Linked DNA regions of Homo sapiens: regions 2 and 3 are each linked to region 1. A link is an interaction called in ENCODE POLR2A ChIA-PET data of the cell type or tissue named here. Cell type or tissue: MCF 10A. All regions are shown on one strand.

What was found. ChIA-PET counts read pairs that join two places held together with the same protein. Peaks named below come from ENCODE experiments on the same cell type or tissue, not always from the same donor. Only the 100,000 strongest peaks of a DNase experiment are listed, where the experiment ranks them.
Region 2: POLR2A ChIA-PET joins it to region 1 with 11 read pairs; 8 of 35 experiments call an interaction of 5 or more read pairs at or near these places.
Region 3: POLR2A ChIA-PET joins it to region 1 with 20 read pairs; 5 of 35 experiments call an interaction of 5 or more read pairs at or near these places.

What each region holds. Positions count from the first base shown.
Region 1 is chr7:7,488,812-7,496,811 of GRCh38, reverse strand. It overlaps COL28A1 (collagen type XXVIII alpha 1 chain), which reads left to right. Exons shown (of 35, transcript NM_001037763.3): 12 at 6,166-6,234; 13 at 7,355-7,423. Among named protein-coding and RNA genes, the nearest start is that of COL28A1, 43 kb to the left of the region's middle. In MCF 10A, no CTCF peak of the experiment used is centred here; DNase peaks (open chromatin) are centred at 4,131 and 7,061.
Region 2 is chr7:7,420,465-7,428,464 of GRCh38, reverse strand. All of the region lies in intron 25 of COL28A1 (collagen type XXVIII alpha 1 chain), which reads left to right. Among named protein-coding and RNA genes, the nearest start is that of COL28A1, 110 kb to the left of the region's middle. In MCF 10A, a CTCF peak has its summit at 3,868 (motif pointing left); a DNase peak (open chromatin) is centred at 3,874.
Region 3 is chr7:7,551,167-7,559,166 of GRCh38, reverse strand. MIOS-DT (MIOS divergent transcript) reads left to right here. Exons shown (of 5, transcript NR_110084.1): 3 at 3,978-4,011; 4 at 6,245-7,008; 5 at 7,691-8,000. Among named protein-coding and RNA genes, the nearest start is that of MIOS-DT, 11 kb to the left of the region's middle. RefSeq lists enhancers at 1,358-1,857, 1,858-2,359. In MCF 10A, no CTCF peak of the experiment used is centred here; a DNase peak (open chromatin) is centred at 4,896.

The sequences.
Region 1 (8,000 bases):
ATTTTTAAAAGTTGCTAAAACATCTTTGTAATGTTAAGAAAATATGATAAAATTGTTCATAATTGTATTATCAAAAAAAGTGTAAAGTTCTGTCCACAAATAATTCAGTCTTGGATAACCATTTGTTATGTATTGTCTTAGAGAAATGAAGGATTTGCTTTTGGTTAGAATCAGTGCCAGGGATACGGAGTGTTAGTCGGTTTTCTCAGCTGAATTTTCCTCTTCATTGTGGTTTCATTACTCTTTCAGCTAAAAAAAAAGATTAATTGTGTCTGGGTGAATTGGTAGGAGAAATTGTGTAATAGGTACTTGATATCATTATGTAATTTATATACAGTTGCTCCTAGTTGAAAACCTAAGTGAACCACAGGGAACTGCAGAGGAGCATTTCTAGACCCACAGCTCCTCAGCCCAGAACAGCTTTCCAGTTTTGTTCACCTCCCACAGCTAGCAGAGCCCCTGCTCCCTAGTCAATGCTCAGTAAATGTCTGGTGCATGGATGATTGAGTGAATTATAGTAATGAGCTAAACACTGAGAATGCAAAGCTGAACAAAATCATATGCATCATCCCCACAGTCTAGTGGGGAGGAGATGGAGAACATTAAATGCAAAGTTGCAACTTGTAATGAATGCTCAGAAAAAAAAGGAAAACAGTGCTATCAATACTAAAATAGTGATTTCATCTTATCAGAAAAACCCTTCTTGAAGCCATGCTGCTTAAAATAAGATCTGAAGGGTAAGAATCACTATGAAAGAGAAAGGTAAGAGCATCCCAGACAGACAGAATAGACTGTGCAAAGATCCTGTGGCAGGAGGAGCAAGGCAAGTACAAGGAATTCAACAAAAGCCAATGTTGCTGGGGTGGGGAGTAAAGAGGTGACTGATGACAGATGGATTGGAGAGGCAGGGCCTTGTAAGGAGCTCTGTCTTTGGGAAAGGCCTCAGAAGGTTTTACTCAGATTAAAATTAAAATTAAAAAATTGCTCTGCAGCAATGGAGGGAATAAATTGGAGCATGCTAGAGTGGGTGCAAGTAGAGTACTAAGGGCTTTGTTGTACTCTGAACAAGAGGTATTATCAGTTTGCTGTAGACTGGAGACGCGTGGTAGAGGACTGAAGTGGATGGATTTGAGAGATATTTAGGAGGCATACTGATAGGTGTTGGGATGCGTTGCATATGGTGGCAGAGGGAGTGGGAGGTGTCATGAATGACCCCTAGGTTCCCATTTGACACAGGAGGGATTCTGGTGCCCTTCCCTGAGGTGGGAAGGGCTGGAAGATGACTATATTGGGGAGTGAAAGATGACAATTTATCTTTGGAAATGATGAGTCTCTTTTTGAAATTCTCTTTTTCCCCAACTCCCCACAAGACATCTTTGTATTCTTCCACTCCCACCTGACTTAAATGTTGGTACTGTTCATGGTACTGACCTGAGCCTTCAACCTCATTAATCACTCTAAACCGCAGTGCCCAATAAGGTAGCCACATGTGTCTACTGGGCATTTGAAATGTGGCTGGTCCAAATTGAGATGTGCTGTAAGTATAAGATACACATCAGATTTCAAAGACTTAGCATTAAAAGATGGTAAAAAAATAATTAATACTTTAAAAAGTGTTGATTACATGTCAAAATGATAATATTTTGTATTTATTAAGTAAAATTTATTAATTATAATTTACCTGTTTTTTTATTTCTTAATGTGGCTAGTAGAGAATTTAAAATTACAAATGTGGCTCGCTGTCTACTTGCATTGGACCATGCTGCTCCAGACAGTGGCCCTAGTGTCACCTTGTTTCCGGCCTGTTGGGCTCACGGGCTGCTGACCGTCTCTAGAATATTTAACACCATTTTAAGCCTCATGCTCTTTCTTCTTCTGTAACTTTTGTTTCTTTTCTTTTCCATCAGATTAGCTATGATTCCTACTTCTTTGTTTGGATCAAACATCTCCTCTACTATATGAAACTTTCCCAATTCCTTAAGGTAGAATTAAACATTTCTGCCTCAGAGTCTTATGTATTCTGTTAATATCTTTATTATGCTAATTCACATGCTTGTATTTTATTTTATATTGATTTGTCTCTCCAGCCAGATTGTAAGCTTCTGCAAAGTGCAGGTGCAATCTGATTTATGTCTGTGATTAGGTAACCTGATATTCAATTATAGACATAAATTGTTATTTACCTATTATTAGTTTGGTGCTCAAAAAAGGTCTGGTGAATAACAATTAAATCTATACATATTAAACAGGTGTTGTGTGACTGGTTATGACTTAGATGTTTTGCAGACAATATCTTGAATCCTCTCAACAATGCTACAAGGCAGATATAATTATCCTCATTTTGCATATGGAGATCTTGCAAAAGCTAAAATTGTTAGTAAATGATAGAACCAAGGTTCTACAAGACCAAATGATTCAAAGCCATGGTTTTTTCCCTGTGACTCCATGCATGAAGGGCTAGGTGTGGTGGCTTACACCTGTAATCCCAGCATTTTGGGAGGCCAAGACAGAACAATCATTTGAGGAAAGGAGTTCGAAAAAAAAACCCAAACCCCAAAATCTATTTCCTATGATTGTTAGAAGATTAAATGAGATAATGTATGTAACATGTCTGGGCAGTGCTGATAAATAGCAGGTTTTATTAAACATTGGCTTCCTGTCCTCTTGAAGCCCATAGTATGGGTGTTCTTAATTTCTGAAAAGGACAAAGGTGGTTTACCTAAACTTTTTGCTGCCTCCACACACGCTCACACTCACATTCACACACATTCACACTCACATGGAGGTAATGAGAAACATATTCTTTCTGGGGCTACTGATTTTAACCCAGACCTCTTTGTTATACTTGCCTGTTGGTAAATGGCTCTGATGGCAAATGAAAGTAAAGTAGAGAAATAATTACTGTGGGCATGCAATTTTTTGGGCATGCCATCTCTCTGTCTTTGTGTGTGTGTGTGTGTGTTGCTAAGGGCTGGGGTAGGAATATTAACAGGAAAGGAATCATGCCTGCCGTCTTACCAGGGCTATTCTGACTAGAGTGCTGACTCTTCCCTCCCTGTTTTGTTTTTACCCAGACAGCATATTTTAGAGTCAGGACCACTTTCTTTACTACCTCAGGAATCTCTGTAGGAAAGAAAAAGGGGAAATGGGAAGGGAATAAACATGAGCTATAGGCCAATACTGTTTTGTGGATCCTACCTTGAGATACCAGGCTCCCGAGAAATAAATTTAAGCAAGTGAAATGTGAAGCTACATTGCTAAGGGGCTGTGTTCAGGTAAAGGAGAGCAATCCCTCTGTAATCTTCAGATCCCTGCAACTGCCTTGTAAAGCAATATTAAGATATTGCTCAGCTGCTCTTGGTACTTGACTAAGGCTAAAGGGATTTCATGGGCTCAAGGTAAGAGAGCTGCTTCTACTCTTGATTCTCCTGATCCATACATTTCAAGGTAATGACCAAACCAATTTCTTGTCACCAACCTGGGCTCTTGGTTTGTTTCTGATCAAACATCAGATAAGTACCAAGTAGGGCAGAACTTCCACTACTCAAAAAATCCTCAAATTCTCTACCAAATATATAATTTAGATGCCTTCTGACCCATTACAGAACCAATGCTACATATAGAAGGGATAAAAAATGAATAGAATAAGTGAATTTAGGGCCTTGTATTGTTATTATTGTATTTTTTTTAGCCAGACAAATTCAGCAGTGGGTAGATATTATTATTGTATTTTTAATGGTATATATATATATATTATATATTAATGTTATATATATTATATAACATTATATATACCTGTTATATATGTATATATATTATATAACAGGTATATATAATGTTACATATATTATGTAACATATATATATAAATTCCATGGCTAAAAACATGTAAAATGAGAATGTCAGTCAACTGGCTGCTCAGAAAACTTAATCAATATAGAAAAACAAGTACAACCTTAGGAGTTTAAGGGAAAAAATATTTGCCAGACTGACTTGTACTCAACAGCATGCACAGTAAGTACTTTTGAATTCAATCCACTTAAATATCAAAGGATCATAAATGTGGATGACTCATTTTGAGGCAGGATTCCTTTGTTTTAAATCACCCTGAGCCTGGGCATATCTTCTGGGGAGCTGGTTTGACTCTGACCCTTCTTAGCCCTTCTGGTTCTCTTTCGCAATTGGTCAAAGTCAACAGACCTTTTTTTTTTTTTTTTTTTTTTTTTAACAGACGGAGTCTCACTCTGTTGCCAAAGCTGGAGTGTGGTGGCGTGACCTTGGCTCACTGCAACCTCTACCTCCCAGGTTCAAGCAATTCTCCTGCCTCAGCCTCCCGAGTAGCTGGGACTATAGGCACATGCCACCAGGCCCAGCTAATTTTTTTTTTTTTTTTTAGTATTTTTAGTAGACAGTGTTTCACCATGTTGGCCAGGCTGGTCTTGAACTCCTGACCTCAAGTGATTCACCTGCCTCGGCCTCCCAAAGTGCTGGGATTACAGGCATGAGCCACCACATCGGTTACAGACTTCTTATAGTAAAGCAATGTCTTTACTATATCCACAGAACATTGCTCTGGTCATTAGGTGTCCCTTCCAAAATCACAAGCTTCTGGGGTAAATTGAGACTTTAATATTTCTGAAAACTCCTTTATCTCCCTTCATCTCAGAGAAGGCTTGTTTCACTTTCCTGTTTCATTTTACTGTTGGTTAGTGAAAGCATGAAGAGAGAAACCTTTGGGTTGAATGAAATTTTTAATAGCAAATATTCATTAGCTGAAACATAAAGAGTGTTCAGCAATCTTCCTTAGCATAAATTAAAGGTACACGTGTGAATGTAAAAAACTGGAAGGAAATACACCGAAATTTTATAGTATTAATAGTTACAGATAGGTAATTTAAAATTTTCTTTGCATGCATGCTTTTTAATATATGACAATTTTCTACAATGAGACATATTATTTTGATAAACAGAAAAAAATAATATTATGAAATGGGTAATTGGGGTCAATAGCCACTCCCCTTCCCCTATCATCATGCCACAGGGCTTAAAGCCGGAGAGACCTAAAGAGCTGTAACTGTGTGAGTGGTATTCAGGTGTGAGTTTGGGCTGGCCAGGTAATCTCTCTGGGACTTGGGTTTCTCACCTGTGAAATGTAGGGGTTTGAGTGCAATGGTCACATCTAGTTCTAAAATGCCTGAATTCTATTATGGGCTTGCCACATCATAGGCTATTATTATTTCAAAATGCTCTGGCTTTGAGTAACAGAAATCTTGAATAATAGTGGCTTAAATCATGAGAACTCTTGCTGTTGAGTAAACAGAATATTTGAAGGCAGGTAGTCCAGGACTGGATCAGTTGCTCATTGAGGGTATCCAGGAGCCAGGCCTCTTCAGCAGCTGGCTTTTGTCCTAGAGATTGCTGCCTCATAGTTACAAGACAGTTATCACATCTCTATGTAGGAAAGAAGAGACAGAGGCAGTTTTCTCCTTTGCATCCAGTAAGGTCCTTCACATCTCGTTTGTCAGAATTGAGCCATGTGACCAACTGAGATGAATCAGTGACAAAGGGAAAGGAGATTCCCATCTTGCATTAGGCCAATGATCATTCATCCTACACCTCTGAGGGCAAAGAACAGCTGCCCACTGACTGACTCAATTGGGGGTTTATCAGCAGGGAAGGAAAGCTGAGAAAGGACAGCCGCAGGGGAGGAAACAAAATATGTCTTCCAGAGCACTTAAAGATTTGTGAATGAATGAGTGATGGCTGCGTTATGCCTTTTATGGATCCTGAAAACACTTGACTTTGTGGGCCCCTTCCTCCATAAACACATTAAAAAATTATATTTATGAATGCAAGCTGTATTCATTGTTATATAGTCATTATGTTTATTTTTATTTTGAATCAAAAAATTACAATTGGAACATATTTGCAGGCTCCTGAAAGTGTTGTGGACCCAGATATTGTGACTACTGTGCCTAGTGGATAATTTGATCTTGGGTCTGTGTTTTCTTTCCAAATGAGTTGTAAACAATTGAGGGCAGGCACGATGTACAGGTTTGTTGTTGCTCTGAAAGCCCCTATTGCAAAACCATACATCTAAAAGCTGCTTAGTCAATACTATTGAGTCGACCTAACATATAACTGATGTCACTATTTCTTCCTCCAGGGTGAGCCAGGTCCTCCTGGTCCTTATGGTTCTCCAGGAGCTCCTGGAATTGGACAGCAAGGTATTAAGGTAAAGATACTTGTCTTTTTGCCCACTGATGACTGTTGAATTTATTGTAGGGCCTGGGGGAGCCATGATTTGAACTCCATTTGGCCTAAATCCAATAGACACAAGGAGGCTTCCTGAAGTTACTTCATTTTATGTGCTTGGACACAGAAATGTGCTTGTCAGGGGCAGTTACCACAAGAATAATTAACGTATTTTTTAATTTTGTTGGAATGAAAAACTTACTTGTCTCCAAATACCCACCCTTTTGCCAAGGTACATGTAGTTCTGTTGTTTTCATGGACTTTAAACATTCACATGCAAATATGTTATTGGGAAGTGAAACAACTTAACACATCAACAATCATGGTTCACATTGAATAAGCATAAAGGGGCAGAAACCAGAAGGGCCATGGCAATGAATAGGTCAATGTTGGCAGAGAGATTTGTAGAGAACTAGAAAGGGAAGGAAGGAACGTCCATCCTGTGAGGCTGTACATTATGCAGGACATATTAATAAAGCAGAAGTGCCTATTTTGAATGGCTTTTCCAAGTGGTTGTGACAATAAGACTTTGATGCAGGATTAAAATAGCAAGCAGTACAAAACAGTGTACTTTGAATGTAATTGAATATCCCCATGTATAGCATTTCAACAATGAGCACATTGAGACTCCAGGAAAGGTGGAGTTTATGCTGGCAGAGTTATGGAGAAGTTTTCTGGAGGAGATGAAGTCTGAAAAGAGCTTAAAGGAGAGATGAATAGGATAGAGTGGGGACAAGGAAGGGGTGACATTCCTGGATGGTGGCAAGAGGGCAGGGCACAGCACACACATTGTCAGCTTAGTCAGCTCTGTAACCAACCTGCATTGCCACACAGTCTGTCCTGCCAATTCTTACACAATATTTTGTGAAAACTGAAAATACTGAATTACATTTGGACAAGAAGAGATAATAAACATTTTAGGGTAATTTGTTCACTTAAATTCGAGCTATTTCTCTTCCTCTAGAATTTTTTACCTTTATGAAAACCAACATTTTGTCTATTTCGCTATTTATCCTTGTTGAAATCTTGAGAGAACTTTGCGCTATGTTTATTCTTTATTTAAAATCTCAAGCTTTCATTCTATTATTTCTTTCTCTTAGGGAGAAAGAGGCCAAGAAGGAAGACCGGGAGCTCCAGGACCCATTGGAGTTGGTGAGCCTGGACAGCCAGTAAGTAGCAAAAATTCTAGATGGAATGAAAAGGACAAATATAGTTTTTACTTGTTCTTTCTGTTTAGGATAAATGGTCAGATTAATCCACCTTGTATCTATTTTATTTATTTATTTTTTTGAGACGGAATCTCACTGTCACCCAGGCTGGAATGCAGTGGCATGATCTCGGCTCACTGCAACCACCACCTCCTGGGTGCAAGTGATTCTCCTGCCTCAGCCTCTAATTAGCTGGGACTACAAGTGCACGTCACCAGGCCCAGCTAATGTTTTTTGTATTTTTAGTAGAGACGGTGTTTTGCCATGTTGGCCAGGCTCATCTCGAACTCCTGAGCTGAGGTGATTCACCCACCTCAGCCTCCCAACCACCTTGCATCTTTACGAGCAACAAATGAAAATAAATATGCGAGAACCAGATCCACGTGCTATTTTTCACAACACTTGAAATAGAACTATGTATATATGTATATGTGTAAATATATATGATGTTTACACCAACTCTCTTTTACTGTAACTTCTTACAAGATGAATCAACTTGAACAAGAAGAAAAGAGTTCTCATGTGTTAAAATTTTCTA
Region 2 (8,000 bases), 68 kb after region 1:
GATGTCTCTGATATAAGAGTTTATTTCTGGCCTCATAGAAAAGGAATATAAGACGTGGCTCTCCTGAGTTCACTAAGGGCAGGTACAGCCTACCGTGCCCGTCTCTTAGCTTTTTTCAGGCCCTCTCAGGGAGCTGGATCATCACAGAAAAAGCTATGACCCGCTCCAAAGCCTTGGAGTGGTTGAACTTAGCCTAATCTTTGCACAGAGGAGATCTAACCTGGATTTGGGGTTAGGACCTCTTAACCATCAAGTTGTTGGCATAAGTCTGTTGGCAGAAAAGACTTGTTGGATTGTTGTTGTTATTACAGGTATAATTACTATTATCATTGTCATGATTATGTATTACCTAAATATTTCCAGAATATTATGACATTTTTAACAGTCCCCCTGTTTTATAGATGAAGAAATGAAGAACCAGAAGGTTGAGCAACTTGTCTCTTTACAATAGAAACATTTTTGATACTACATTTGTTTTGTATATGAGAGGGGCTATGGATATGGATGAATGAATGAAAAACTAAATGGATGAATAAATCAGAGCAGAAAGCATGACTTACCCTGATCCACAGATGCTCAATCTCCTATGCTGTCCGTCTTCTATCTAGGCACTCTTTTGTGTGTGCAGTTGGATTGTTTCCCCTTTCAGCCTAGCTTTTCTATTGTCAAAACTTAAATTATATAAACATTAAAGAGAAGCATAAACCCCAAACCCAAAAGAGTTAAATATTTTTCAGTAACTTTAAATGTTTGAGTATTGTAAATACATGCTTTATTTGACAAAAGTGACCCATAGCCATAAAATGCAAGTCTATGTGGAATTCCACTGAGTATCATTATTCTAAAAATGTTCCCAGCATCTGAATTGCCCCTCTGTTCTCTGCAATGGCTCACATATGTACACTCCACCAACAGGCATTGGTGGAACAGAGGACCGATTCACACAGAGATGCATTAGGAATGTGTGAATTCCATTGGCAGACATAGACTGGACAAGGAACTCCATTTTTGAACAGTGCCCAACAAGGAGGGCTGGCCTAGGATACAGACTTAATGAAGTTAAGGGCATGTAATTCCAAAGTGGACTTGAAGAAAGCCACCTCCCTATAATATGACTGCAAAATTGCTTCAGCCTGGACAATCAGCCCAAAACAGAACTAATTAAAGCCAGAGCCATACAAAGTTTAGACCCTAGGCAGTTTGACCCAGAGGTTTCAGAAAGGGTCATATCCAAGACCAGGAAAAGGTGACTATTCAAGGTTACTCCCCAATGCAGTTATATGCCTGATCTCTAAAATCTGAGCTGCACTCTAGTAGTCCACCTCATGACTTTGAATATTGCTTTCATCTCTCCTTGCTGTTTTCCTAGCTTTGTATTTCTCTTCTTATGAGTATGTACGTACTTTTCCTTCAGCCCTGGAGACACATGGTAAATCCCCTTAACATTCATTGCCCACATCACCATAAACATATTGTTATTTTTGATCATGCAGACTTGGAGGAACTTTCTCCCAGTGGAAAATTATATTCAGTTTTAGTACAAGACAGCCTGCTCTTCTCACTGTCGTAAGGGGCAGTATCAATATTTATGTTTTCAAGGTTTCTAACCAAGCTAAATAAGAAAGACTCTTGCTCTCCAGTGAAGTTCTTGGCAAAAGGCCATCATTTGCTCATCTTTGATGAGATGATTTTGAGAAAAGGAAAAAATAAGAAGTTTTAAAATTGTCAGGGACTATGAGATACAGCTGTTTTGGGGTGAATATTAAAGTTTTAGGAGATAAATTGATTCAAGTAATTGAAAATACTTTAAATAATTTGAAATTTAAAGGTGAGAAAATACTTGAGAGGAAATGTAGCAATTTGAGAAGTTTGTTTTCTAGCATTTGTATAATTATTTTCTCATCCCCATGATGATCATGCTGACAGTTGGTACTATCTTCCTATTCATATTAAAGGGTGTCATTGAGAAATGACTGAGTCATATGACAACGGTCATTCAATAATCAATACACATTGCCAATATGTGCATATACTTAGAAAAAAGCCTCTAAAACTTCCATTGACATTCTGGCTACCACGAGTGAGGTATTCTAGAGGTCCTAACACATGACATAGGTGGAATTATGTAATTCATTCCAGAGTTCTGCCTATGTTTGTGGTAGTTGGAGTAGTTATATCTTAATTTTATTTAAAAACCAGAAAGAAAGAAACATAAGGCAGCTGCTATCATCACTTTGACTTCTACCTTATTTTAAAACCCAGTCATTCCTCAGTTTCATCATTTAGCAGAATCTTTAGAGTACCATTCCTTGGAACATCCTTAAGAGGCTGATTCTTTCACAGTGAATTTAATTTGCTTTTATTGTCCCCAAAGTAGAAAAAGCATGAAATCACTTTTGGAACAAGTATATCTTGCTTCCACCTTCTTCTCAAAGAGTGGCAGCAACTTAGCTGGCACAAAGGGAGAGAGTATGATTAAAGCCTCATTAGTGTGTGGGGGAGTAAGGGGGAGGAAAATAATCTAATGGGCTGATTATTTCCTCAAATATTATATTGATATTTTTAGAAAACTCATAAGGTATAATGGGTTGTTTCCTTGTCACTGCTCCACCTTGAAACCTTGCCACTTATTAGCTGTGTGACCTCAGCAAGTCGTTTAGTCTCCCTGAGGCTTAGCATTCTTATCTGTGATTTGGGATAATAATGCCTACTTCACAGGTTTATTATGATAAATTAATAGACTAATGTATGTAAAACATCTTTATGAATCCTAACAAATTCAAATATAATTAGTGGTAGTAGCCATTTTATGCATCACGCTGCCAAATCACACACATTGTAGGATGGATAAGAAGAGAGATTAAGAACTGGTATAGGTAGGAGATCTGGAATGAAGTCAATTAACACATTGGAGTAAACCGCAAAACCAAGGATTAGCAACGGAGGGAAAATGGGACGGGAAGACTTAGAGGGCTGGATTCTTGTGCAGGTCGTGTGGGACCTGTGTAATACAGGATGAATCTTATAATCCAGGATGTTCTTCTCCTTGAGAGGGTGTGACTGGCGATGTAGGGAAAGGACTTTTACAGTTTCACAGCCAAACAGCCGAGGTCTTTGCATTAAATGACAGCTGGAAGAAAGTCTATGGAAAAGTTAGCGTCTTGCATCTAGTCCCAGTCCACATCAAAATGGGAGATGGGTTCTGGAGTCATACCTGGGTTTGAATTGCTTCAGACTGCCTGGTTTTTGGCAAGTCATGTATCCTGCTGTAGCTCAGTTTCCTTATCTGTAAAATGGAATAAGTTGATGTTGATAAGATCAGGTAAGATAATGAATGAAAACTTCCTGCTGCATAATAAACTTAATAAGTATTATTTTTATTTATTATTTATTATAATAGTTTTAATATTAACCAAAGTGAAGATTTACTAATGAGAAAATGAATGAATGTGTTTGCTCTCCTCTTTCTTCTTTCATTTAAAAAGGGAAAGCTTCAATGTGTGAGTTTTAGAACCATCATAAGATGATGTGTATTTTTAAAGGAGTTAAAATTATCCACTCTGCAAGGTTATGGTCTAGGTGGTCTTCACTGAATCATTTGTTAAGTTCATATGCACAAATACTGCAGACAGTCCTGAATTTGGCCGTTTCCTGTGAAAATGAAAGTAGTATCTCCCATCTAGAATCCCTTTGGCGGGCCAAGAGGAAGTGGTATGCCATCTAAACAGTCCGTTATTCTTCTTTTGAGAGAGTGGGTGCAGGGGTTAGGGGTAAGGCTAAGACTGTCATCTTAGGAAAGTGATAGATGTTGTTACCAATGGCGACTCTAGAATTTGCTCGCACGTCTGTTCATTATCTCCTAATACAAGGGCTCCCTCTGCAGGCTCCAACAACCCTCAGCTGTTGCGTGGGAAGCTATGTCCAGCTATGCGACAACCTGTTGTAATTCCTTTATTTGTGAATATTGCTGTATCCACTGACAATAAACTGTGTATCTGAAAATATCACAGGTCAACGCACTTCTTAGGTACCTACGGTGCTGCCTTATGACAAAACCAGTGCCGTCAAATGGCCAAGCAAGACCTGTCCGCAATTCTCTTGCTCACATTTACCAGGTGTGGTGGCCTAACATGGACACACGGCCCATGGAACCACAAAAGATCATTTTCAAAGACCCCACCATAGTGGAGAGACACTACTTCTGTGGATTCTCAGATCATTAAATGCCTAATGTTCCCATCTATCAAAGTATGGTACATATACACTGAGGAACAACTCTCATGCCGTGTTACAGACCAATTCTAATATCTGCAGAACGTTAAGACTTGATTTAAAGTCTATTAGATTCACAAAAGCATTGCTATAAGTCATTATTTTCCCGTAGTTTGAAAGATACAAAAGATTATTTAGATATGTGAAACATAGCTATATGTCAACAATTATATGGATAAGGATGGACAGTTTGTTTTAGGTGAACACTGAAGGACCACAGATGACATGGAACACATCTTAAATTCATTGGCTGAGGCTGCGGGACAGAGAGAACAGTAAGGTATCTACAGGGTCAGCTGTCCTACTGCAGTTGGCCTTCAGATACTCCCAAAGGTTGAGGGTTAGGGGGACGTGAATAAGGGAGACTGTGAAGGAGAGAATGAATAGCAACACTGAGCATTGACAAGGCTGGCCTGAGGTAAACTATGGACCTATTTTAACTGCTTTTCCCGCTTGCTTTCCCATGTGTGGGTATTAGTGTAATTAATACTAGTTGAGGGGAGGTTTTAGCTAACATTCTCACACAAAAAAAATCATGAATTAAATACTACAGTGTCAAATTTTTTCTTAAAACATACTACTTTGTTAAAAAAAAATCTTGCCTTCTCTCCGTATCCCTATGTTAAAAAAAAAATTATGTAACATTTGGTACATCCCAAGAATACACACGACAGATGTAAATTCTAATGATGTTGAATCTACCTGTGTGCTCCTCCCCTTTGCCCAGTTTTAATATCTTTAAAATCATGAATTATTATTAAGGGGGTCTATTACAGCAACACTATCTCAGGTTCACTGGAGAGACTTTTGCTGGATATTGTTTATGGATTTTTAAAAATTGTATTAAAACAATTATGAAAATTAAGCATGCACAAAAGTGGAAAGACTAGTGAAATGAACTCTCATTTACATATCACACTTCCTTAACAATTATCAACACATAGTTGATCTTGTTTTAGCTATATTCTTCACTCCTCCCCTCACCACATTATCCTGAAGCAATCCTCAGACATCATCCATATAAAGCTTTAGCATTTGTCATTCAAATGTAAGAACTCTTTTTAAAAACTTGACTACAATACTATTATCAAACCTAAAACAAATGAACAATTCCTTAATATAGCAAATATCCAGCATTCACATTTCCAAGCTTGTCTTACCCATTTGCTGCAATTGGTTTGTTTGGATTGGGATCCAAATCATGCCCACACATTGCATTTGATTGAAATAGCTCTTAAATCTCTCTTAATCAAAGTAGACTCCTCCCTTGTTTTTAGCTCGCAGTTAGTGTATGTGTTATTTGTACTTGCGGATTTGCTGATGATATCCTCATGGTGTTGTGTAACGTGTTTCTCCCTCTTCCGTCTATTACTGTAAGCTGGTAGTAATAGCCGGCAGGAACTTGGGGACACTCAAAGCTGGTAGGTCAAGAGACGTGTTTACATCCAGGTTCAGTTTTTTCTAGGCCAGAATATTGATAGGTAGGGTGGTGTATTCTCTAATGTATCACAGCAGGAGGCACATGGTGTCTGGCTATATCCTTCCTTTTTTTTTTTCTTTTTTGGAGACAGAGTCTCACTCTGTCACCCAGGCTGGCGTGCAATGGCGTGGTTTTGGTTCACTGCAACCTCTGCCTCCCGGGTTCAAGTGATTCTCCCGCCTCAGCCTCCCCAGTAGCTGGGAGTACAGGTGCCTGCCGCCACGCCTAGCTAATTTTTGTATTTTTAGTAGAGACACTGTTTCATTACATTGGCCAGGCTGATCTCAAACTCCTGACCATGTGATCCACCCACCTCGGCCTGCCAGAGTGGTGGGATTACAGGTGTAAGCCACTGCGCCCAACCTGGCCATATCCTTCCTAACCTTTTCACCTCATCTTGGAAGGGCACAGGTGAACGGAAATGAATGAGAGGAAGCCACCAAATCTGGGGTGGGTTGGGGTGACTGAGCAAAGAGGAGTATTATTTTTGATGAAACTTTCGATGATTTTGGGTAAGATTTACTTAACTATGCTTGACTTGTTTTGTTGGAGAGTGTCAAAATGTTTGGAAGAGAAAAGACATGTCCTTTTAAGATGTAGCAAAGTGTATGAATCAGTCAGGTGTAGTTGGAGAACTTCAGGCAGTGAACTTACACACTCTCCCTTTGAAAGTACTTCATAGGTACTCAAGAAAGGAGTGCTAATGGAAATGTATGTACTACAGGGTTTTCATGTTCTCTACTTGGAGCCCTTGATGTTGGAGTGATCCTTTCAGCTGGCAGGAACTTGGGGACCCTCAAAGATGGGAGTCAGTAGGAGAGAGGTGTTAAAGAGATAATTAGCACCCGTAGCCTTAGAAGCAGCTAAGTACTAAGTGGAACAGATGGAGACAGTATAATAAAAGTGGTCTGTAAGCAAAATAGAAATACATAATTATGAAAGTAGATATTAAAAGAATTAAGTCAGTAATAAAGTACAGTTTTAAAGTGGCCCCCGTCCTTTTAAGGGCTTGGGTTATCTGGAAGTATTTTAGAGTTTATAAGTAGAAAGTAAATTAAAAGATGGACTGTTTTTCTGAATGAACAACTTCAACATTTCTTGTAATTTATGGTTTTTGCAGTGTTGGAAGCTGGAAGCTGTTTAGCTGGTAACAGGATATGGGCAAAACAGGACCTAAGGCTAAAGGTCTTGGGTGGTAGTTCAAAGCCTGACCCTGGTTCTTTTTTTTCTTTATTACTTTATTCAGGCATATTTTACACATTCTAGAATTCATCCTTTTTAAGTATAAAATTCAATGGTTCTTTAAGTAAATTTGCTACTAAGCTATACAGCCATCACCATAAATCAGTTTTAGGTCATTTTTATCCCCCCAGTAAAATCCCTCACGACCATTTATAGTTAATCCATGTTGCTGTCCCTGGCCCCTGGCAGTGACTAATCTACTTTTTGTTTCTATAGAGTTACCTTTTCTGGGTATTATTTATAAATGTAATCATATATCTGGCTTCTTTCATCAGTAATAATGTTTTTGAGGTTCATTCATGTTATGGCATTTATTCATAGTTTATTCCTTTTTATTGCTGAATTTACAGCACTTTGTCCATTCACCAGTTGATGGGCATTTAGGCTGTTTCTAGTTTTGGATGATTATGTATAATGCTGCTAAGGGCATTCATATGCAAGTCTCTAAGTGGACATACATTTTTATTTTCTTTGGGTGTATATGTAGGAGTGAAATGACTGTATCATTTGGCAAATTTATGTTGAACCTTAAACCACCAAACTGTTTTCCAAAGTGGCTGCACCAGCAATTATGAGGGTTCCTGTTTTTCTACATCCTTCTAGCCCTGCACCTTAATAGCTGTGCAGACTTGGGCAAACCTTAGCTTCCACTTTAATAAAATAGGTGAGTGGAGCTGACATATACCAAGTGCCTATTCTGTGGTAAAAATCATGATAGAAACACTTACAAGCTTTGTCTCACTTAATTCTGAGCCCTTTGAAATGTAGATATTATTTTCTACATATGTGATGAATTTACCGAGGTTCAGAGAAGTTACATAAACTAGACATCATTATAATGCAAGATTATTGTGAGTACTAAATTATATCAAATAACATATATGAACATACATGGCATAGTCTTGGGAATACAGAAGGTGGCTAATGAAGCAATTTTTATTTCTCTCCTTCTTCCCATCATTAGCATCTCTAGTAGGTCTTGCCACAGGGCGTCACCTACCCTCAT
Region 3 (8,000 bases), 62 kb before region 1:
CTTTAGTTCATCTTTGATTTTGGTTATTTCTTGTCTTCTGTTAGCTTTGGGGTCAGTTTGGTCTTGGTTCTCTAGTTCTTTTAGTTGTAGATGTTAGGCTATTAAATTGAGATCTTTCTAACTTTTTTATGCAGGCATTTAGTGCTATAAATTTTCCTCTTAACACTGCCTTAGCTGTGTCCCAGAGATTCTGGTACATTGTATCTTTCTTCTCACTAGTTTCAAAGAACTTCTTGATTTCTGCCTTAATTTTATTATTTACCCAAAAGTCATTCAGGAGTAGGTTATTCAATTTCCATGTAACTGTATGGTTTTGAGCAAATATCTTAGTCTTTATTTCTAATTTGATTGCACTGTGGTCCAAGAGAGTGGTTGTTATGATTTCAGTTCTTTTGCATTTGCTGAGGAGAGTTTTGTGTCCAATTATGTGGTCAATTTTAGAGTATGCACCATGTGGTGATGAGAAGAATATATATTCTGTTGCTTTTGGATGCAGAGGTCTGTAGATGTCCATCAGGTCCATTTGATCTATTGGTGAGTTCAGGTCCTGAATATCTGTTAATTTTCTGCCTCAATGCTCTGTCTAATACAGTCAGTGGGATGTTGAAGTCTCCCATTATTATTGTGTGGGAGTATAAATCTCTTTGAAGGTCTCTATGGACTTGCTTTATGAATCTGGGTGCTTGTATATTGGGTGCATATATATTTAGCATAGTTAGGTCTTCTTGTTGAATTGAACCCTTTACCATTATGTAATCCCCTTCTTTATCTTTTTTGATCCTTGTTAGTTTAAAGTCTGTTTTGTCTGAAATTGAGATTGCAACCCCTGATTTTTTTCTGTTTTCCATTTGCTTGGTAGATTTTTCTCCATTTCTTAATTTTGAGCCTATGGGTATCATTGCATGTGAGATGGGTCTCTTGAAGACAGCATACCAATAGATCATGTTTCTTTACCCAACTTGCCACTTTGCCTTTTAATTGGGGAACTGAGGCCATTTACATTCAAGGCTAGTATTCGTTCCTATCCATATTCTGAATTCTGTTTCTGTCATTTCAGCCATCTCAGCCTTGTTCAGAACCCTTGCTGGAGAGGTGGTGTGGTCATTTGGAGGAAAGAAGGCACTGTGGTTTTTTGAGTTGTCAGAGTTCTTGGGTTGGTTCTTTCTCATCTCTGTGGGTTGATGTTTCTTCAATCTGTGAGGTTGCTGACCTTTGGGTGTTTTTTTCTTTCTTTCATCTAGTATGATGACCTTGAGGGTTTGGTTGTGGTATAAGATGGATTCAGTCAACTGGCTTTGTTTTTGGAAGATTTTAAGGGGCCAATGCTGAAGCTCTCAACTCTTGGACTGTGTGTTCTCTCTCTGGGGGACTTGTATCGGGCCCTGATCTTGTTGTCTGGATCCTTGAGGTTAGGAATCCACTGTATGGGGGGTTGGGGTGGGGAGCTGAGGTGGTTCGGATTGCTGTTCACTACACTAATGGGTGGTGTTAGCCAAAGCATTTTGTAGTGCAGTAACACTGGGATCCATCCTCGTTCACACATGACAGCAGCAGTGGCAGTGGAAGCATAGTGAGGTATATGCTTGTTTGCTGCAGCAGGGTACAGGTGCTGGGATGCCTGCCTCCATGTGGGCATTCATCACAGCGGCAGAGGCAGCACCGCTGGGTGGGGGTCGGGGGGTCGCTGCTGGCAACTGTGCAGTCAGGCTGGTGGTGGTGTTAGCATGGGGGTGGGGTGCTGGTGGGCACAGGTCTGTGTGTATTCTCTGTGTGCTGCAGGCTAGGGTGGTCCCTCAGGGCAGGGGAGGATCCACTGTTTTCTCTGCCTAGTTTCACTCCCAGGGCAGTGTTGGCACAAGGGCAGGGCACTGGTGGGAGTAGGGCTGGCTGGCTGGCTCTATGCCTGCCAAGGCTCCAACTGCAATGGTGGTGGTGGTGGTGGGGAGGTGGGGTGGAGTGCATTCTCACTGCAGCAGTAGCAGGGCAGGGAGCTTGCACACACTGCACTGGTGGGTAAGGAAGGCAAAACCTGCGCATGCACATGTGCTCTGGGAAAGCAATGTGGGGGCTTGCTGTGAGCCTGGGAGAAACTGCAGTGTAGAAAGGGAGCAGGCAGGCTGGTGCATGGCCATGGGGGCCACCCCTCTGGAGCTGTCTGCCAGCCAGGCATGATCTGCCAGTACAGGAGCTGTGAAGTGGGCCCCCAGGGCACCTGAGGCTGCTCTGCAACCAGGTGTGGGGAGGCTGGGGCCCTGGGAGAGGCCAGCAGACCAAGAGGTGCTCAGGTTGAACTGGCCCCATTTGAAGGGCAAGATCACCTTGCAGAGTTCAGATCTTACAGTTTCCCTAGGGCTAAAGTCTCTTATGGGAGCAAGTTGAGTCTAGGGAGATGGGCTTCCCTGGCTGTGCTCCACTAAAGATGCTCCTGCACCAAACCGTCTAGGCTCTGCCTCAGCTGATGTGCTGCCGCTACCACTTCTCTAAGCAGCCTTTCCTGCTAACTCAAGTGTCTGTGCTGGTCAAGGGGGTCTCCTCCTGCTGGGATTCCAGAGGCCCATGGCAAGAACGGGTTGCTCCTTGCCAGTTCAATTCACCTGTTCCCCTGGTGTCACTGGGGCCAGGAACGAGTCTCAGTGTGTGGTAGCCTCATGCAGGGTTCCCAGCTTCTTCCCCCTTCAGCCCAGGTTCTGTGTCTTCCCTCCATCCACTCTAGGTGACTTCCCTCTGAAGATCTGTTAGACATGCCCCAGTCATCTTGGTTCCTTGGTGGCAGCTGTTCCACCTGGCTGTGTCCAGTCAGCCATCTTGCCCTCCCTCCAGAAATTCAAAAAAAATTTCAGGTAGAAAAATAGTTTGATTGCTTTGAATTTTATGTAGCTTTAGACTTTTAAAATGTCAGAATTTATTCACTTACTAAAAGTGATTTGGAAAATTATGCCTTTGGTTTAATTATTGGTAATTACACTGTCATTCTCTTTCCCTTGTGTATTGAACTAGGTCCAGAATTCAGTTTATGTAGACTCTGAACATGTTATGAGAATCTGATTGATGTTTGTCCCCTGTATTTAAAGATTAGCATTGGATTATTTCATGTTGCATGCCTGTATCAAAAGATTTCATGTATCCCACAAATAGATACACATACTATTTAAAAGAAAAGTACACCTTTTTAAAAAAGATTTTTAAAAATAAATAAATATTAACACTGGAATATTTCAAAGTTGTCAATGTGGATTGTCTCAACCAATAACCACTGCTTGATCTATATAATTAATTTTTTTAACAAAAACTTTATGATTAAGTTATTCTTCAATTGTAGGAAATTTTACATTGTTCTATTTTTTTCTCCTTGAACTTGTATTTCCATTTCACTCTTTCCCACTGGATTATTTGTTTATTTAAGAAAAAATTATATAAATATATAGCATCTACTATGTGTCAGAGATTTTAAATATAGACTCATTTAACATACTATCTCAGGTTAGGTTTCCTGGGAACCAGATTCTAAAATGGAGACTAGGATGTAGCATATTCATTAGGGAGTATTGTTGGGATCAGCACCTAAGGATGGGAGGAGGAAGAAGGGAGATTAGGCAGAGGGGGAGATTGAGCAGCTATGCAATGCCAAAAAAGGCCTCTGCCAGCCCATGGGTAACTCTGGAGTTGGACTGGTCCTTCAGAGTTGTCCTGAGTTGGGGGCTGGGACACAGGCCTTTATACTATTCCATTTATGTGGATGTGTCATTGAATGTGAACTGTCCCTTGGAGGAGGCATGATTTTGAGTGAGGCAATTTCCTCGGGTAAGGCAGTCCCCAAAGAAAGCTGACAGCTGAGGGCTGTCTACTGGCAGCACTTCCCACAGCTGAAGGAAGAAGTCACTAATGACCAAAGGAAAATCTGGAGGCGCATCACAGGGCTCACAACATCTTCATCACAACTTTATGAGGATAACACTTTTATTTTTCCTATTTTGCAGATGAGAAAACTGAGGCACAGAGAGGTGAAATAAGGTAGGCAAGCTCATACATTTCTTAAATGGTTGCGCTAGGATACAAACCCAGACAATCTGGCGCCAGCATTGTGCTTCTAACCACTGGCTCGTGCACTCTCCAAGGGAACTGCCTTTTGATCTAATTATATGCTGTCATTAAAATAATCTTTTAAAGCAGGAGTTAGCAAACTGTTTGTAAAGAGCCAGATAGTAAATATTTCCAGCTCCTCAGGCTGTGCTGCCTTTGTCACAACTATTCGATTTTGCTCTTGTAGTGCAAAGGCAGCCATAGATAGTACATAAACAAATAGCCATGGCTCTGTGCCAACAAAACTTTATTTACAGAAACAGGTGGCAGGCTGGATTAGCTTGTTGACCCGTTTTAGGAAATTATTTAAAGATTGAGAAAGCACTACGGTTTACTGTTACAGGAATGAAATATTACTGGATGAAATAATTATACTGATCCTAGCCTTATTTTAAAAGGGTAAGTTTTAACAGATTTCTCTGTGTGGTAGGTTTAAAAGTGATCATTATTTTCTTCATTATACTTTTCTGTGTTTTCTAAATTTGAATGTAATTGTTATATGCGTTACAATATAAAAATGTTTTTAATAAGAAAAAAATGAATGTTATTTTAAGAGTATAATTGGAGGGATCAGGATGCTAAATTCCATAATAGACACATCATAATCCTATATCCACAAAGTTAAGGTACAAATAAGATTCAAGCAGCATATCAGATGCCTTATTAACTGGAGCAGTTTTAGCATGACAACTGCAACATGGGCAATCCAAACATTTCCTGCCTTGCTCATTGCTTTTTTTGTTAGTAATTTGGCGCGTTTCTTCTAACGGGCACTGAGTCACTAAAGTAGCAGCTATCAAAATTGTTCTCAAATTGGCATCGTTAGTACCAGTAAAACCACAGTCATTTTACTGCCTGATCTCTACCCCTCATTGAACAAGACTTGAGTAAATCACATTTGGGATTTTGAAACAGATGATGTGGCTACATTCTGCCAATGTCTCTGCTCCCACAGCTATTGCCCTGCTTTAGGTCTTAATTACTCCTCAGCCAGACGGTAGTCTCCCCAGTTGGCCTCTGGCTCCCTGGTTCCTGCTCATTTACTCTAATCCTTTTCCTCTGTGAGGCCAGATTGATTACTCTGAAGCATACCTGAAGCGACCCTTTACTTAGAGCCTTTCATTGGTTAACATTCCCTATAGACCAACATCCAGACTCCTCAGACTTGACTTAAATGTCCGTGTTGCAAGTCATAATGGTTGAGAGATGAGAAAAAAAGTTGTATTTTCAATGAATCAGATTAACTTTATAATTAGACCCAAAGCAGTTATATAAACAGTTTTCTGTTGGTAGTAAAATAAGAAAAAGATTTTCAGAACAAGAACTGGGAGGTAGATGTTTATTAGACTATGAAGACAACGCATTGAGGACCAGGGTCATTTTGAGAAAAAGATTAGGTCACAGAAAAATCAAAGCATATGTGATTGGCCTGAGTCAGTAATTTGGACTATTTCAGATGTACCTTACATCTGTAAGGTACACATTGTACCTTACAATGTGTAACTGGAAAACCTTCAGATGGATAACAGAGTTGACTCACATGCTCTAAATCCTGGAACATTAGCAGCTCATTTGAGAAGCTAAGCCTGACTTTCTTGGCTAAGTATAATCATAACCCAAGGAAGCAATGAAAGAGGGAAAAAACCCAGAAGCATAAAGAGAACCAGAATTAGAATCAGGACAGGCATGATGTGGACACAAATTTACTTCCAAAGTTTTAGCCTTTTAATGACTTTTATACTATTCAGTTTTATAATCATTGTTCTATTGGCATATTTTGTCCTCTCTTTGAAAAATATTTCCAAGAGTCTCCTACTTTAAACTTGAGAAGAGGGATTCAGTTTGCAACAGTGCTTAAGAGAAATCTCATTTACTAAATTAATAGATGTTAAATGTGTTGTATAAATGAGGTAAGTATATGATAATTATTTAAAGATTAGTAAATTACATGTAATGGTGAATATTTCTCTCCATGTAACATGGATAAAAACATCTGGAATTTTTTTAAAGGGTTATCAACATGAGGTTGTCCCTACCTACTGTGGCCCAACATATTTTTTCCCACTTGATTTCTTAATTCATACTAGAGCTGTCCCACTGAATTGTTCCCAATTACTTTTCCATAGCACTTTCCTTATAACGTGCTTTTGTTCCTTCCCCCCAGGCCCCCAGAATGCTCTTCTCCAAGACTTAGAAAAATCAAATGCTATCCATCCCTCAAGATACATCCCTCCAGCCCCTCCTTGAAGTCTCCTGCAGCTAGAAGTAGAAGTAGCATCTATCCCCATCTGGACTCCTTAGCACTTTGCTGTACCTGCCTTAGTCCCCATCTCTTTACACACACACACACACACACACACACACACACAGAGTATTATAATACTATTACCTATTATATTACATTATATTATTGTAGTTCTACAGGAACTACAAGGAATTCTACTGTGAATTCCTTAAGGGTGGGATACATTTTACAATCATCACTGTTTCTCTCATTAGTTGTGGAATCAAAAAAATGAGTGCACGATGAAAAATTATTCAAACACATACATGCTTTCATTCCAATTGAAAATGTAAAAATATTACTGTTAAAACAATATTAAAGGACATGTAATACAATTCAAATATTCCTACCATGCACGATTGTTTTCACTTCTTTGTGCCTCTTTCACCATTTATTTGTGTGCATACTCAGCATATTTGTTTGTGTAACAGGATGTTAAAAATAGAATTTGTTGCCTGTAGTTTTTGCTAAAGCTCTACTAGACTGGAACAGAACAATAGGTGGTAAATACTCCATTCCTCAGTGAGATGCTACCTACCTATGCAGAGCTGGAAAAGATTTTGCAACCTGAAAACCCAATCCTTTCTGAGATATAAAAGAACAGAAGAGTCTGGAAGTGATTTCTTCGGAGAAATTCATTTTCTGTGAGTCTCACTCCTAATCCCCTATGAGATATCTGGGGGTGAAGGGCAGGTGCTGTTCCACACAGAGAGCTTGATCCGTGCATCTTGGAAGAGGGAGGTAGGTAGGGAACAGGGTGGGCTGCTTTGGGACCCATGCCTTAAAACTCAGGTACTGGGGCTGGCTGGTTCTAATGGCCAAGAGGTGAGAGGTGCACCTGTGGGGAACAACCTTCACTCTCAGTTTGTCAGGATAGAGGATATGAGTCTTGCCCTGAGGATGGGATGTAGACTACAAGGGCAAGAGAGTCAGCTTAAAGAAATCTGTAGAACTATCTGCCAGGACTGAGGTGACCATAGCAGAGAGATGTTGGAGGTATTCTGTTGGGAACAAGATGGTGTGAGGTAAAGATTGTATTTGATACCTGCTGGAGAAGAGATCTTGCATTAAGGCCAGCATTAAGAGAACTTCAGATGAGAAATCCCTGGTGAAGCAGAGTCTCCAAAGAATGCATAAGAGCTCTGCAGTGAGAAAGAGATCACCTGAATACCTTCCAAAATCAAAGCGTGGCAGTGACCAGCTAAGCAGATCTTTCCTGTCTTCTACCTGGAAGGGCCTGAAACTGCAATTCATGAGTTTGGGGAAGGCAGAGAGGCACAAAGTGGGGAAATGGAAAAGTTGACTATGTCCGCTTTCCTACTGCAGTATTCCAGAGAAGAAACTTCAAGCTCAGAATATTGGCTACTACCTGTGATAAACATTTAAATTATTGGAACGAGAGAGTTTTTATAACTAAATTTGAAAGAAGCAATTTTTTTTATCAAAGACCAACCCGAAGATTCATGACCACTACCTGTGATTTCATCCATGTTGCAAGGAAAATCCTGCCCCACTTCCCCAATAGGAAGAGTGGTGGGGGAATAATAAAGTTGTTTTATGATGCATCCTGTGGACTTCTACTCGACAGAATGGTAACATTCAACTGTAATCAGGATGAGCAAGCCACTTTATTAAA